Linked DNA regions of Mus musculus: region 1 is linked to region 2. A link is a loop called in an ENCODE intact Hi-C map of the cell type or tissue named here. Cell type or tissue: left cerebral cortex. All regions are shown on one strand.

Region 1 (8,000 bases), 420 kb before region 2:
GTCCCAGATGTTCTCTCCGTGTGTGTGTGTGTGTGTGTGTGTGTGTGTGTGTGTGTGTGTGTGTGTGTACATGTATGTGTGTATATGTATGTGTGTACATGTATGTAGGTATGTAGGTATCTGTTTATTGATTTATCTATTAATTACCTAAAAATATTCACACAAGTAAAAATTTTATCTTTGGAGTAAAACTGAACTTAAATAAATTTCCTTTTATGTTGTAAAATGTGCCTGTTTCTTTTTAGATCTTTTACTGCAAAATCCCCATTCTCTTTGTTTCTCTTTCCTTTTTTTTTTCTTCTTCTTTCTTTCTGGAACAATGTCTAATGTAGCCCAGGCTGCTCCTATCTCATTATAGAACTGAAATTGACCTTGAACTTCTGACTCTCCCTCCTTTACCCACCAATTGCTGGGATTATAACTGTGTGTTACCACATTCAACTAAAAAGAAAATCTTTGTGAAACTTTACTTACATAATTAGAAACATATCCTGCAGACTACATGCAAACACTTAGAACATTTTGGTAACTGCTGTGATAGTGATTAGTAAAGATACATACAACAGGTACAGAGCACGAACTCAATCATCATTGCTACTAATCTACAACATGACTTTCAGATTCATTTGTTTCTGGCAAATTATTTGCTAAATATTTGTTTTTAATTATTTTTGTATGTGGGTAGAGACATAGGACGCCCTGCAGCTGGAGTTACAGACATTATGTGAGTTGCTTGACTTGAGTTCTCTATAAGAGCAATATACTCCTTTAATACTGAGCAATATCTCCAGTCCTGAGTTCATATAAGAAAATGATCTTAGTCAATTGAATTCAGTATACCAGATGTGATGGGAACAAAAAAGAACATGACAATGGTGAATGTGAACATGCCTGTGACTCAACTCCTTTTCCAAATTCTCCTGGCTATTTCTCATGTGAACAGGCTTTGCAATCCACTCATTTTTGAAAACCACTAATAAGAGAATGACTTGTAAGATAAGCAGAGGAGGGAGAAAGCCATACTTAGTTGCCAGTTTTTCCTCATATTCACTTCAGTCATGGTAACTAAATATGGAGGTTCTGCGGAGACTTTATCTCTTTCACTGAAAATTTCCAAAACAACTGGGTATTGTGTGACTGGAAACTTGAAACGATGAACCTAAAATACAAATTCCATGAATGCGTATAAGAATGGAAAATTCAATACTATCATTTCTGGCCAGGAAATGAATGAAATGTTTGCAGAACCTTGGCTATTCTAAGTGGAATGACTCTTAGGATCACTGCCTTTCAGACATGGAAATGGTCTATCACAACCAAATTCTTGAAAATTCCAAGGCAGCATACATAGTAATGAGATTCATAACTTTTAAAAACTCTGAAGTTAATATACAAAGTGATATGTGTCACTATGTAGTTTTCTTATACACACACATAATCTTACATATACATATCAGGAACTTATCTTCCCTAACTCTCATTGTACATTGGGTTTTTGTTTTGCACCCTCTTCTCTGAAATAACCTTCTTCTCCCCAAGCAGAGCTTCTTTCTGCTTTTGTGTCACAGAAATACTCTTATCTGTCTACCACAATTGAAGATCTTCTACTCCTCTTATGTGGTTGCTTTTCTACTTTCTACTCCCCCAATATAAATTTAAGTGTAGTCTTCATATGAGGAAAAACACAGTACTCCTCTTCTAAGCCTGACTTATTTCCCTAAACACGATGATCTGCAGTACCATCAAAAGGTATTTTCCTGAAAATATCATGATTTCATGTCTTGTTTTCTTTAGTGCTGAAAAATGCTCTTGGACAAATATTGTCTATCCATGAGCATTTAAGATAGTTTCATTTCTTAGTGATTGTGAGTACTGCAGCAATAAACATGTGTGAGCATACATCTCTGTGGTGTATTGACTAAGTCCTTAGAATGTATATCCAGAAGAGGCACTGCTAAATCACATGAGAGAGCACAGATGAGTAACCACCAGTTTTGATTCAGTAAATGGCCAAAGAGGGACCTACCAGGAGCACACAGGACACAAGAACCAGGAAACAGCTAGGGGCAGGGTCCTTCTAGTTGCCATTGGTGCCTCAGAGCTAATCCTGTGACACAGCTCTCCACATCCAAATCCCATCCAGAGAGAGCTGGTCTCCCAGGAGTACTGACATAACTAAGAGCATAAGGTCACAGGCACACAGGAGGGACAGGCTCCAGTCAGAGACAGCAAGACCAACTAACACCAAAATAACCAGATGGCAAGAGGCAAGTGCAAGAACCTAAGCAACAGAAACCAAGGTTACTTGGCATCATCAGAACCTAGTTCTCTCACCACAGCAAGTCCAGGATACCCCCAACACACCAGAAAAGCAAGATTTGGATTTAAAACCACATCTCATGATGCTGATAGAGGATCTTAAGAAGAACATAAATAACTCCCATAAAGAAATACAGGAGAAAACAGGTAAACTAGTAGAAGTGGTACTTGGGAGGAAGAAAGGAGTGGGAGCGGGGGAAATGGGGCAGGATCAGGTATGGAAGGAGAAAGACAGGGATGATATACAGAGGGTCAGGAATTTGAACAGACATGTTGAGCAATGAAGGATGGGGAACTGGGGTCGCCACCAACAAGGCCCAGATGCCAGGAAAGCAAGAGGATCCCAGGACCCAACAGGAATGAGATTTACTGAAATGCTCAAGGAGAGGGAGAACATGTAGAGACCATATCCAGAGGTTAGTCAAGGCCCCCAATTGGTGGGTGGGGCCACCCACTCATCTCCAAACTTTTAACTCAGAATGACTCCTGTCTAAAGGAAATATGGGGACAAAGTATAGAGCAGAGACTGAAGGAAAGGCCATCCAGAGACTGCCCCACGTGGGGATCCATCCCATATACAGACACCAAACCCAGAGCCTGACAAGTACAGAGGCAGATGCTCATGGCCAACCATTGGACTGAGCCTGGAAATCCCAATGGAGGAGGTAGAGAAAGGACTGAAGAACTGAAGGGGTTTGCAACCACATAGAGAGAAAAACAATATTAACCAACCAGATCCCTCCAGAGCTTCCAGAACTAAACCACCAACCAAACAGTACACATGGAGGGACCCGGTTCCAGACACATATGTAGCAAAGGATGGAATTGTCTGGCATCAATGGGAGGAGAGGCCCATGGTCCTGTGAAGGCTCGATTTCTCAGTGTAGGGGAATGCCAGGGTGGTGAGGTAGGAGTGGATGGGTTTGGGGAGCACCTTCATAGAAGCTGGGTGAGGGGAGCTGGGATAGGAGAGTTTCAGAGGGGAAACCAGGAAAGGGAATAATATCCAACAAACCAAAATGAATTTGAGTGAGTTAAATTAATTTATTAATATTACTATTACTAGTGTTAATTGTGTGTGCGCTAATATACATGTATCTTTCTTTATAGTGTTGCATGCAACAAAGAGTTCAGAGTAGGTATTTTTGTTTTACATTAGAGATAAGTTTAGATAACTAACTCTTCCATGTACAAGAGTCAGATCCTTTCAGTGGTGTCATAGTTCTAGGTCATAGTAGATGTTATTTCCACATGTGAAATTTTATTTTGTTTTTTTAAAAAAACATTGGTTTTATGTAAATGGATTTTTGTCTCTAAGCTGAGTCAATACACTGCCAGTGGAAGCCAGAAGAGGGCATCAGATCTCAAGAACTGGAGTAATAGCAGGTTGTGAGCAGTTATGTCTAACTAAAAGGCACAATTCCCCTCACAGGAACAGGAAGCCATTCCATCATGAGGTAATACAAATTGCTTTACCTTTTCTTTGCAATCTGAGAAAGCAACAGCATGGGAAAACTTTTGATGTTCTGAGCACTTGCACATTGCCCGACTGGTAACATTAGCACACTGTTTGTATTTGCCAGTTTCCTGTAGGCAGAAGCAACAAATGTTGACTTGTTTTTATAATTTGTAGTTTTTTCCAAAATGAGTGTTTAGAAAACATTTATTCTCTGAATAATAAAGTTTCAAGAATTTTAGAAGAAAATTCATTAATGATAAGATAAGAGGCATTGGGGGTGTAGATTTTCATAAAGTGCTTATCCAGGAGATGAGATGAAGAAAATTGTAATGAAACGATATTTCTGCATAATTCTTTCAGGTTATTCATGGACATTTTATTCATAAACATTGCAAAAAAGACACAATTTCCTTGTTATGACTTTTCCTTTCACAGTAAGTTTCTCTGACTTGTGTGCACAAGGTTGTCCAATGGGAGACAGGTTGAAGGTATAAAGGGTGTTCCAGGGGAACTAATAAAGGAGATTTTGGAAGTATTCTCATGAGCTTGCTGTGGAGTTCTCACCTGCTCCTGGAGTCTAAGCCATTGATTCTCTGCCACCCCATCCCCAACCCATGAGGCTGAGCATGGTCTAGAGGCAGATGGTCCAAGGTATAAAGCAACAGGAGGAATCAAAGGAAAGTAAGGATATCTAAGCAAAAACAACTTATGTCAATGGAGGAACTTGGCATAGTAAGAAGACAGGTTCTTATCTTTGAAAGAAATTGTAGTTGGAGAACTCAGTGTCTTAGTGACTCACTGTTTAGAGCAGAACTTCTGGTCACAATGGGGTGTGACATGTGACAGAAGATGAAGGGGTGTTCTTGCAGCTGCAAAGGCCTGACTTGGGAACATATCAGAGAAACAGAAAAGAGGCCAACATGCCTAGGCTAGAGTGAGCTTGGGGGGGGGGGGCGGTGCGCGTTGGCTGTCATGTTGACGCATGATGAAAAGACAGGGCAAGGAGAAGGGGAGGTCTCTCGTCCCAGAACCTGATATGGATTTCTGTTTGGCTTAGTGTCTAGAACTTCAACACACCTGGCAAAATCAAACTACAACTTGGATTTAGAGCAGAGACAATAATCCTTTTTCTGCATGGCCTGTCACAGCAGAATTTAGGAATAGTGGGCTTTGTTTGCTTAGGACCAGAAGTCGTGTGATGTTTGAGTTTAACTATATTAGCACTCTATTCTCACCCTGAAACTTGACCAATGAACTGCACAAACCACCTAACATCTCATTTACAAAAGGAAATTCTCCTTTGACTAGCCAGACTGGTCAAGGCCTTGGCTTTACATCTCACAGAGAGTCATCTGTCTTTGTCTAGCATGCTGGAATGTTGTTCCCAGTACATCAGTCCAAAGGAAATATATAAGGGAGATAAATCAACAAGTACAGCAAGCTTTTTAAAAAGCCTCCTTATAAAACTTTGAGTAAGGCTAAATTTTACTTCATCTTTGACATAGTTGTAAATCGCATCTTTTAACAATGTAGTTTCATACATTTCAGAAATAATATGACACTTAAGGTCCCTGTCTCTGAACAACAGTGCTTAACAATGGTTAAGTGTAAGGTATATCCCATGGCTTCCTTGTCTTTACTGTCCAAACTGAGCGCTCCCTGGGTCTGCCTCATCCTGGAATGCTCTTCTGTGGCATAGTCAAGATTCCAATTTTAGTTACTGGAGATCCCTAAGGGGAGACTACTCAGGCTTTGTCTTTCTGCCTCTCACTCAAAAGAATCGGGTATGATGTAAACGCCACACTTTTGCTTTGAAAGTAATGGGAAGATACCAAATAGTTCTTAGCAAAAGACATGCCAATTTGGTGTAGTATGTCTATGTTTGTTTACACATCAGACACCAGAGGTTCACCACCAAGTACCCTTTTCTCTGAACTCTAACATTTCCCTCTGATCCATCATGCTCTTCTAACCTCCAGATAGGTGGCTGTCCAGTTCCAAGGAGACAGCCTATCTTCTAAGCATGATGTAGCAGGAGTTTAAATGTGCCTATGCTAGCACAAGTAATTGTTGAAGTTAAGATAAAGTTGTAAGTTCTCTCCTTTGAAAGCACAGTGCTCTTTGTCTATTTGTCTCCTTTGAGACTTATTTGGGAGCTGAAAAGTCAAGGAGAGAGTCCATTGAGACTTCTTGGCTGGAAAGTAGTGTCTGAGCATAGGTGAAGGTGAAATGCAGTGGCTGAAAAGGGGACAGCAGAAGTCCTTGAGAAATATGAAAAATAGCTGAAATATCTCACTGAGTCCTCTAACTGTGTCCATCTACAGTATAAATACTCTTTAAAAACTGTAAGTAAGTATGTATGCATGTATTAAGTATATATGGAGTGTTTGTGTGTGTGCACATGAGTATACATGTGTGTGGTGAATTTGCGTGTGTGTGTGTGTGTGTGTGTGTGTGTGTGTGTGTGTGTGTGTGGTGAGTTTGTTATGGTGTGTGGATAGAGTCCAGAGAAGTTCTTTCCTTCTACTACTTCCTTAGGGTCAATCTGAGATTCAGGCTTGATGGCAAGTACCATATCAGCTAACCTATCTAAATGAGGACAGTGATTTTTAAAATATGAACCAAACACTGCAGAAGTTCATTTATAGACAAATTATTTACCTTTGACTTGTGAAATTGATTTCTCGGTATGGGTTTGCTAGGATCTGCATGATAAAAATTATCTGTGAGTGGAATAGAAATTCCCATGTGGGATGGAGGTCTGTAGTTTATCTGCAAGGGATTAAGTAAAGGAAGAGGGCTATGTGTTATTATTCATCACCTCATCAGTGTTTTGTCTTTTCCATACAACCGTTCTGAGCAAATACTTCACTTTCAGCTGCAGGTACTATAATGTATTTCATCACTTCACATTCTCTCCCACTCAGTTTCTGTAATTTCAGAGACCTGACTCTGTGATATATAATTTGGATTTTGTAAGTAGGTGAAAATGACATTTAGTACTTAAAATAGGTTTCATTACGTTAATGCAGTGTGTCTAAACACTTTTAGTGAAGAGTCTCAGTGATGCAGTAAGATCAGTTTCAAGTTTTGATTATTTGTTTTCCATCACAGAACTAGATGTAGTACATCAGCTCATTTTTAGTTTGTTTTTCAGGCACAATGTTTTATATTATATTTTCCATTTTGTCTTTAAATCAGTAAAAGAAACTGGGTCCTAGAAGCTGCAGTGATCTAAGCAGCAGCAATTTTGTGCATTTACCTTTGTTTGAGTATGTTTAAATTATCACAGATGGCACACTTGCAGGAAATTCTGCACCATATGAACTAATTGTAGTAAAGTTATCTACCCCCATCCCAGGAAGAAAAAAAACCCTATTCTGGAATATAATTTTCACTGAAATGTAATCAAACTTCATTAAGTGGATTGTGACAAGATTATAATTGATGTGAAAATAACATTTTAACATTCAGCCATCAACTTTAGAAAATCAGTTCCTATGTAAATTTGCAATTTTTAAAAGTATTATATTCTATCTTCATATTAACCTCAGAATTAAGGCGTAATGAGCATGGGGGAAAAAGGAAAAGAATGCACTCGAGTATTAAGTCATGTAGGTAGAGTGCAGAATTTCATAGGGCCAACAAAGTAACAGTCTATATTGTTTACCTACACAGGCCAAGTAGAATTTGCAATTACCAGTTGCACTAAATGTGCCAAATAAAGCTTCTGAATTGACATTATAAGGCACCACCTTAATTTCTCTAGGCTGCAACTATGCATAATTTTAAAATAGTTTCTTAAATTTATTTTTAAAATATAACATGAATAATATATAACAATAGAATAAGTATCCCAGATTTTGGGAGGGATGAAAAGGAAGATATTCAGAACCCTTCACCAGAATGCCCTCAACTTGATCATAGTAGATTAATGATGTGCTTTGTGCACAGGGTTAGTCAATGATACCGGTTTGATGGATCTTTCTTCTGCACCAAATCCCATTGAGTTATCTGGTCCCCTTGGCTGATAAAAAAAAACATTAAACATGGAGCACTGGCATCCTCCCCACATTAAAAACAAAAACAAAAAAAACCAAAAACAAACAAACAAAAAAAAACAAACAAGAAAACACCACAACTAAATAAAAAGCTGGGCAGATGGCTCTATTGGTAGTGTCTGCCACTCAATGTGAGCACCACCCTACATTTGGATCTTGGT
Region 2 (8,000 bases):
CACATGGCCCATCCCTCCTCGGGGGGGGGGGGTGCGTGGGTGGGTGTCTGAGACTCTGTGAGGGGTCCCTCCCTACCCACTCCTGGGGTTCCTGCGCGGCTCCTTCCCACCTGAGTCTGCTTTTCAACATGGCCTGCAGATAAAGAAAGAACATGAGCAGCTGAGGCAGACCCAAGAGGGTGGAGACAAGGCACAGAACGCACTGAAGCGCCCTCCGGGCAAGGTCACCAGTCACCAAGAGAAGGAGGCCTGGGAGCCCAGCCATAAAGAGGCCACCATGGAGCTACTCCGTGTGAAGGACCGGGCCATCGAGCTGGAGCGCAGTGTGAGTGGGCTGCCCGCAAAGTGACCACACTGTTTGCAGGTGTCCCAGTATAGCAGACTGTCACTGCTGAGTTGTCCTGGCCCAGGGGGAGCACACCCAGTCTCCCGGGCTGAAGCCTACCTGCTGTGACACGCCCAGAGCAGATCCACCAGCCTCATCCCCATCGTGTTGGGTTTTCCAGAGCTGCATCCCAGCCTCTCCTCCCAAGCTGTATCTAAGCAAAGCTTTATTGACATGCAGCCGCACCTTTTATATTTGCACGTGCTCTGGCTGCTTTCCCACTGCCAGGGCAGGGGCAGCTTTCGTCGTTGGGACAGAGATAATGTGGCCACCAGACCTGAGAGTACTTACTCTTGGCCCTTATCAGAAAAAGGTCTCCAGTGCATGCTAAGTCCTCCAGTTCTGTTTGTTTCACAGCAGTGACTTCATGAAGTCCATCCCGATGATTCTCAATGGACAAGAGAGCTGAGACAACATTAGAGGCTTTCGCCAAGGCATGCTGATGAGGGGTAGCACCAGCCCGGGCCCTGCCTCTTAGCCTGATCAGTGGCGTAATAGATACGGCCTTTGTTAGTTTCCTGTTCCACTCGCTGTCTCAGGGATATGGACAGCTAGTGATGAGGGCTTGAGCTCTGTAGTCAGTGGGGGGAGTGGCTTCAGCTCACAGAAAAGTACTTTTGGGGTATTCCACACCAAAGGAAACAAAGGGACTCATGTAAGTGGCATTCGTGCCTGTATGCCCCAGGGCCCAGGCAGTAGTCCCTATATTGTCTCTGTAAATTCTATTCATTGTCCTTTTCCAAGACAGAAACTATTAACTTCCCGTACCTGAAGACCCCCAGCTACCTCTGCCCTTGAAGGTTCAGTAAAACCCCAGGCCCTATGCTCACCATGCTGTGTGTAACTGGCGCGTGCTTCTCCCCTAGAACGCAGCTCTTCAGGCCGAGAGGCAGCTGCTGAAGGAGCAACTACAGCACTTGGAGACTCAGAACGTGTCCTTCAGCAGCCAGATCCTGACCCTACAGAAGCAGAGCGCCTTCCTGCAAGAGCACACCACCACGCTGCAGACCCAGACTGCGAAGCTGCAGGTAGCAGGACGCTAATGGTGCCTCGTGGGAGCTGCAAGGCCAGGCAGGGGGACCTGGAGACAGGCTGGTTGCTAAGAGGCTTACTGTATACCGTAGATGTATACAGTCTCTTTTTAAGCTTGGTGGAACAGTTTCTGTGCAGTATACCTGTATTATGCTGATAGAGGGCAAATGAGGCTGTGACCTGGCTTCCCTCTGCTGGAAGCAGCCAGCAGGGCCAGCCCCTCAGTCTGCTTATCCTGTGGTCTATAGGTGATGGGGAAATGAAAAATTATTCATTAATGTAATTTCTGGGAAAAGTTGGAAAGTTACATATGGGGCAGAGACAATAAACAGGAAACTTACTTGGCAGAGAAGTTGGGTTTGTTTTGTTAAAATAAGAAAATAGGATGTTGGTTTGTTACTTTGTTTTGGAAAAAGTCTTTGTCTGGTTTTAATATAAGAGCAGTTCTGGCCCCTGTTCAGTTTTTAATGTCTTGGGGTTGTGTTAGAATACTTTAAAAACTCAGGTGGTCAGATGTGGCCCGTTAATAAAAGTGCTTAGCATGTACACAAGGTCCTTGGTTCAGGCCCCAACAGCACAAAAATAAATATGTAAAAATCAATTGGTTGACAGTATTATCTGGTACTCAAGAAAATAGGCTTTAAAAATAATCAGTAATGACATGCAAGGGGCTCACGTAGACGGAGGACATGATTTCTGGAGTTGGCTCAGGATGATATCCTTCTCGCAGCCAGCGTTTTGCCATGTTGGCCCCACTTCCTAAGCCAAGTCCTCAAGTTCCGGTAGCACTGTCCCCGGCTGGCCTGCCTTGAGGTCCCTCTGAGGCTGGCTGTTGCTGGTCATCCTCGGCCTGATCACTCGCAGGGCTCTCTGCTCTCCCTCCAGGTGGAGAATTCCACACTGAGTTCCCAGAACGCAGCGCTCAGTGCACAGTACACGGTGTTGCAGAGCCAGCAGGCTGCCAAGGAGGCCGAGCACGAGGGTCTGCAGCAGCAGCAGGAGCAGCTGGCAGCCGTCTATGAAGCCCTGCTGCAGGACCACAAGCACCTGGGCACCCTGTACGAGTGCCAGTCCTCAGAGTATGAGGCCCTCATCCGCCAGCACAGCTGCCTGAAGACGCTGCACAGGAACCTGGAGCTGGAGCACAAGGAGCTGGGGGAGAGGTGAGAGGTGGGGGGGGGCCTGGAGGCAAGGGAGGCCGAGGCTGGGGACAGGCAGGCTGGTGTGGGGAGACGGCCTGTGGTGGAGGCAGCTGCTGTGTTGAGCCCCTTAGGCTGTCACAGAGCTTGTGGTACTTTCCTAAGGGCCAAGTGCATCTCGTCTCTCCCCCACATTTCCTCTTGGCAGGCTGCTCTGCATTGTTGCTTGCACCTGAGCTTTCTCAAGGGAAGGAAATAGAGCCTTTAGCAACTTCTGCTTCCTTTTTGTTTGTCCAGCTGGGGATTGTGGCAGGGGACACTGGGGCCAAGGAGTGCCATGGCCCACGCTGGTTCTGGGTGGCCCAGTGTAGACACTTGGAGACCTATTCTCTAAGAATGCTTTCTCCTTCCTCCTCCGTCTGACCTACACCCTTGGGAAAATTCTGGCTACCATTGTGCAGGGTTGTGTTTATCCACACTTCAGAATCCCTTTTCCAAGTCTGAGGCTAGAATGCTTGCTTAAAGGAGGGGGCGGGGCGGGGGGACCAACCCAAATCCTCCCATTATGTTAAGTATTTAACGTGTACAACAAAACACAGAGTAACCCCACACCTCTGATCTCAGCACAGTTGGAAGGTCGAGAGAGGGAGGGAGGGAGCTGAGCCCTCAGCTGCCCCCCCCAGATGCCCACACTACCTTCATCCTTTAATCCACACCAGGTGCTTTTCTTTCTTTTTTTTTTAAAGGTATACTTTGCATATGTTGAAAAATACTATGTGCTAACTTTTCACCATAGCATCCCAGGTCCTGGGATGTGTGTCCTTGATTCACTCACTGTTGGCTGAGCTCCTGTGTCGTTGATTCACCCACTGTTGGCTGAGCTCCTGCCCATGCACCGAGGGTTCTAGATCCCTGAGCGCACATACTGAGGGTCCAAAGTCCTGTCTTGTCAGCTACTTAGTGTCCTTGGCTGGACATAGCTGGAGGCTCCTTCCGTCTGTGCACTGGGCTGTGAGTGTCTGTCACACAGCACTGAGTAAAGTCTGAGTTCTCATCTGCTACCTAACTGGACTCCTGCCATAAACTTACTGTCTTGTCAAAGGCTCAGTGGTAGTAAGCCAGACCCCAAAAGCCTGTGGGCTGAGTGTGCCCTGCTGAAGTGCCACACGGGGAGCAGGGATTAGGCAGGCAGCCCTGCTGGTCAGTCTGTGGCCTTTATTTGTCAACCTCCATGATTCCCCCACAATCACTAACTTAGGTGGAAGCCCGACGGTTCTCTCATCTCATCCCCCACCATGATGGGGCCACCTCTGCACTTTGGCCATTAAGTGACTTTCCTACTTGGGGCTCCAGTGAGATGATCCAGGTGCAGCTGATGTGGAGGGTGGGACTAGAGAAGAGACTGGAGACCCCAACCGTGCTACTGCTATGAACTCAGAAGAGAAGTGGGGGAGGGGGGAGGGAGCAGATTTCTGAGCAGGATGATTGAGGAACCTGCCTCAGGCCTCTCCTCTCACTGACTTGGAGAGTCTAGGGTGACAGTCAGGGTTTGTCACTTTTCTACCCTTGTGCTATGCTGCCCCCCAGTGGCAGCTGTGCAACCTGCAAGGATTGAGTGAGAAAGAAAATTCATCATGGCAGGGAGGTCTCACCCACCCACTCCCAATGCCAGGAACAGATATGTGGGCTCCCATACAGGAGGGTGTGAGGGGGGATTAGCTGCTTCATACACGGAATTTAGCTGTTTATTCTGTGGTTTCCTTTAGATCTACTGGTTCTTAATGAGCCACTTTGTAGCACAAGTCTCTAAAAGGTGTAGAGTAAAACCCTAATGCTCTCGGGCGGCCTACAAAAGGAGACAGGCCATGACAGGGAATAGAAGATGAACCTGACACTGGGGGAGCCAGTGATGGACGACCCCACTCTGGCAACATTTCTCTTGCTTCCCTGCCGTCCAGCCTCTCACCTCTCCCCAGAGAAAAGGTTTCAGAGGAATCCCCCCTCTTTCTGAGAGGGTATGTTCCAGTTTCCCGGAGTGTGAGTTGCTTGTGGTAGATAAAGCCTGGCCATGCTTCCGCCACTAGGCACGGAGACTTACAGCAGCGTAAGGCAGAGCTGGAGGAGCTGGAGAAAGTACTGAGCACCGAGCGGGAGGCACTTGAGCGGGAGCAGAAGACCAACGCCATTGCCACGAGCGAGAACCAGAGGCTTCGAGGAGAGCTGGACAGGTGAGCACAGGGGCAGGCACGCCCAGCCCTGGCAGTAGTGGGGGTGACATCAATAGCTCGTCCAGACCAGGCCTCTCTGAAAACCACTAGTGGAGGCTGGTGAACTCCTGGTCACGTGTTCTTATGAACTGCATGATTTTGGCTAGGGAAGGAGTGGAGGGCTGTGCTGGCGCGGGCTAGGTGGTGGTACTCAGCCAGTCCAAGGAAGGGATGGGTCATGTATCTGGGTAGGCATAGTCCCCTTCGGATGTGAGCCCAGCCCCCAGGAGCCACTGTGGTCTTCCTTAGTCAACAGATGCAGCCACTCACTAGGGCTTCATTGTAACCAGAATCTCATTCCTATTTGTGGATCTTTTGTAGACATGCAGAGCTCGCAGGATATTTGTGTCATCAGGTTCATCCAGCTGCCTTGTTACATCCCTCCCCTTACGAACAGGATCTGGTCCGTGCAGGTCTTTAGTGTTTAGTGTAGAGTCCTTATCTTGCTGTGTAAAACAGCCCTGGGGCACAGTGCTCTGGTGTAGTCAGTGTCTCTGAATACAGAATAGCAGAGAAAAAAACCTGTGTCAGATAAGCTTCCCTTGCCTGGAGGCTGGCTCGAGGCTGTTACATAAAGCGCCTTGGAGCAGGCACTCACCCAAAACTGCATTGTAAACCAAGGAGAGCCCGGTGTTCTCCCTAGGAGCAAAGTTCAGTGTCCACCAATTCCATGTTTGCAGCAATTTAATAGATCTGGACTGCTGGCTGCCGCCCCTTCCTGTTGTAGAGATGAGGAAATCTGGTAGCTCAGAGATCAGGTAACACTCAAGGTGAAACCTTTGGTTAACAAGAGCCAGAACTGAGTCCAGACCTTGTATTGTTTCAAGTCCGATTGGGGGAAACACTGCTTCCTTCCACGTCCTGGTGTTCCTTTATCCTAGCAAAGGGGCCCTGGCAAGCATTTAGGGAAATGCTGCCCCCTCGGGTGCACAGGCTGTGATTCGGAGCATTTGGACGGTCACAAACACTGTGACCTGTAATGGACAGAATTTGGCCACCTTGGGATCAGGTCATTCCTGTTTCCACTCTGTGAGGCCAGGTACCTCATATGCAGCTGGGGTTTTTAAGATTTACTTCTGTGTTTTAATAATTGTGTGTATCTGTGCGTGGGTGTGTGCACATGAGTGCAGCTACCCGTGGAGGCAGAGATGGCAGCTCTTCCTCTAGCTGGAGTTTATAGTTAGTGTGAGGTCCCTGCAGGGGTGTGGGAATCAGGCCCTGTGCAAGAGCTGCACGTGCTCTTAACTACTGAGCCGTCTCTCCAGCCTGAGAGTCAAGTTTTTGGAAAGCTAGCTGAATTATGAGAGTTAGGACGGCAATAATTGTATTGTTGTAGGTTTACATAGTCCCTTACCTACACATCCCATTTTATAATCTCAGGAGTTAGAAAGCCCCACCGAGTTGGGCACAGCATTTTTTTTATTTTATTTTTTTTTCAGTGACTAACTCCATATGTTTTCTTACAAAAGCGTAATTAATTATGAGTGCATCAGACCTGATTATTTAGGTAGGTTTCCAATTGGTTACCACCGAGGTGCTCGCACCACTATTACACTTGTAAGATTATCAGGCTGTGCTGGTGGCTGATGTGGTTCATGGGCATCACGGCTGGGTGGGACTGTTGGGCACAGCATTTTAGAGAAAAAAAAAATTCTCTGTTTTTCTTTTATTAGCACAGCTTTTTGTTTGTTTTGTTTTGTCTTTCACTTATACCAGAACGCCTAAACTATAATGTAAAAGGCCATGTCTTTTACAATAGGCTGAGATGTCTTCTTCGTTTCAGTAGACATGAGCAAAACGGCCTGGGTTCGAGTGTAGCTGCCTAGGTTAGCTCCTGGGACTGGATGAGCCAGTGGTTGGTGACACAGAGCTGGGTCACGCTGGCTGTTACGGGAGGCAAAGCTCCTCAGATAATCCCTCTGTACAGAGAGTCTGGGGACAGCAAGTAGATTCTTCCTCGTCTCTGGGAGGCACAGTCCACGATGTCCTTTTGTGTTCAGTGTCTTAACCTGGTTCTTGTCCTCCTCCCCCCACCTAGACCAGTATGGCATCAGGGATGTCGTCCTAGAGCCCCAGAGCACAGTTAGAAAAGCAGCGATTTTTGCTCAGTGTTCTTACATTATGCACAGGTTGACTTTGCATGCCTGCACCTGTCAGAGCAGAGACAGGACCCACAGCGCGGGCCTTTCCGTCTTTTGGAGTGCGTTTTAGCCCCTCTGCCCCATGGCTTTCCAACCCTAGGATCAGCTTCCTGCACCAGCAGCTGAAAGGGGAGTATGAAGAGCTGCACGCCCACACCAAGGAGTTGAAAACCTCGCTCAACAACTCTCAGCTGGAGCTGAGCCGCTGGCAGGTGCGCTTCGACGAGCTTAAGGAGCAGCACCAGAGCATGGACATCTCTCTGACCAAGATGGACAACCACTGTGAGGTGAGACACTGTGAGGGACCAGCCTCCTCCCAGGTAGCTTCTCAGAGACTTGAGATGTCCTTGAAGCCAAGGTTAGATCAGAGTGCCACCTGTGGTAGGAACATTTCAGAAGCCACCTTGTCTGATATTTGCCCCATGAGGTTGGCAGTGTCTCCCATTGGTCCTTCGGGACATGGTAGCACCATCTTTGGTAACCTCTTTCAGTAGACAGCTACATGGGCAAACTGGTCTGGGTTTGAGGGTAGCTGTCCAGCTTGGATCCTGGGGCTGGGGGATCCAGTGGTTGGTGACGCAGAGCTGAGTCAGAAATGACCATTATGGGAAGCAAAGCCCTCCTTTAGATAGAATTTCAGATAGCTCCCGTTGAACAGAGAGTTTGATTTCTGAGAGACCCACTGCGAGTAGGATGGGAGCCCAGTCTCTGCCTTCAAAGCCTCTGGGCCTTCCCACCACACCACAGTGCTGTCCTAAAACAAAATCTGTGAACTTCAGCCCACAGGCCAGGCCCTCCCTACCACCTGCGCCTACTCAGCCCACAGACTAAGAACAGCTCTCGACATTTTTAACAGTTGGAACTAAAAATTCAAATGAACGATACTTTGTGGCTAGTGAAAATTACGTGAAGTTTTTGTCAGTGTGTGAGTGAAGCTTTGTTGGGACACAGCCACTCTTGGGTTCTCCAACACAGCTTTTATGCTACAAAGGCACAAGACGGAGGTGACTTGGAGAGCCCAAGGTCTTTCTAGTCT

What was found. Hi-C counts contacts between places; a loop is a spot of excess contacts. Peaks named below come from ENCODE experiments on the same cell type or tissue, not always from the same donor. Only the 100,000 strongest peaks of a DNase experiment are listed, where the experiment ranks them.
Region 1: it touches region 2 in a loop (15-fold over the local background); 3 of 42 quality-filtered maps call a loop at or near these places.

Annotation. Positions count from the first base shown.
Region 1 is chr12:101,357,344-101,365,343 of GRCm38, reverse strand. No RefSeq gene overlaps it. Among named protein-coding and RNA genes, the nearest start is that of Catsperb, 43 kb to the left of the region's middle. In left cerebral cortex, a CTCF peak has its summit at 3,657 (motif pointing right); a DNase peak (open chromatin) is centred at 3,682.
Region 2 is chr12:100,932,410-100,940,409 of GRCm38, reverse strand. Ccdc88c (coiled-coil domain containing 88C) reads left to right here. Exons shown (of 30, transcript NM_026681.5): 18 at 140-325; 19 at 1,252-1,413; 20 at 2,303-2,580; 21 at 4,641-4,784; 22 at 7,065-7,251. A630072L19Rik (a long non-coding RNA gene) reads right to left here and starts at 2,306. Exons shown (of 5, transcript XR_003950128.1): 1 at 1,759-2,306; 2 at 1-1,659. In left cerebral cortex, a CTCF peak has its summit at 4,145 (motif pointing left); DNase peaks (open chromatin) are centred at 4,146, 5,118 and 5,335.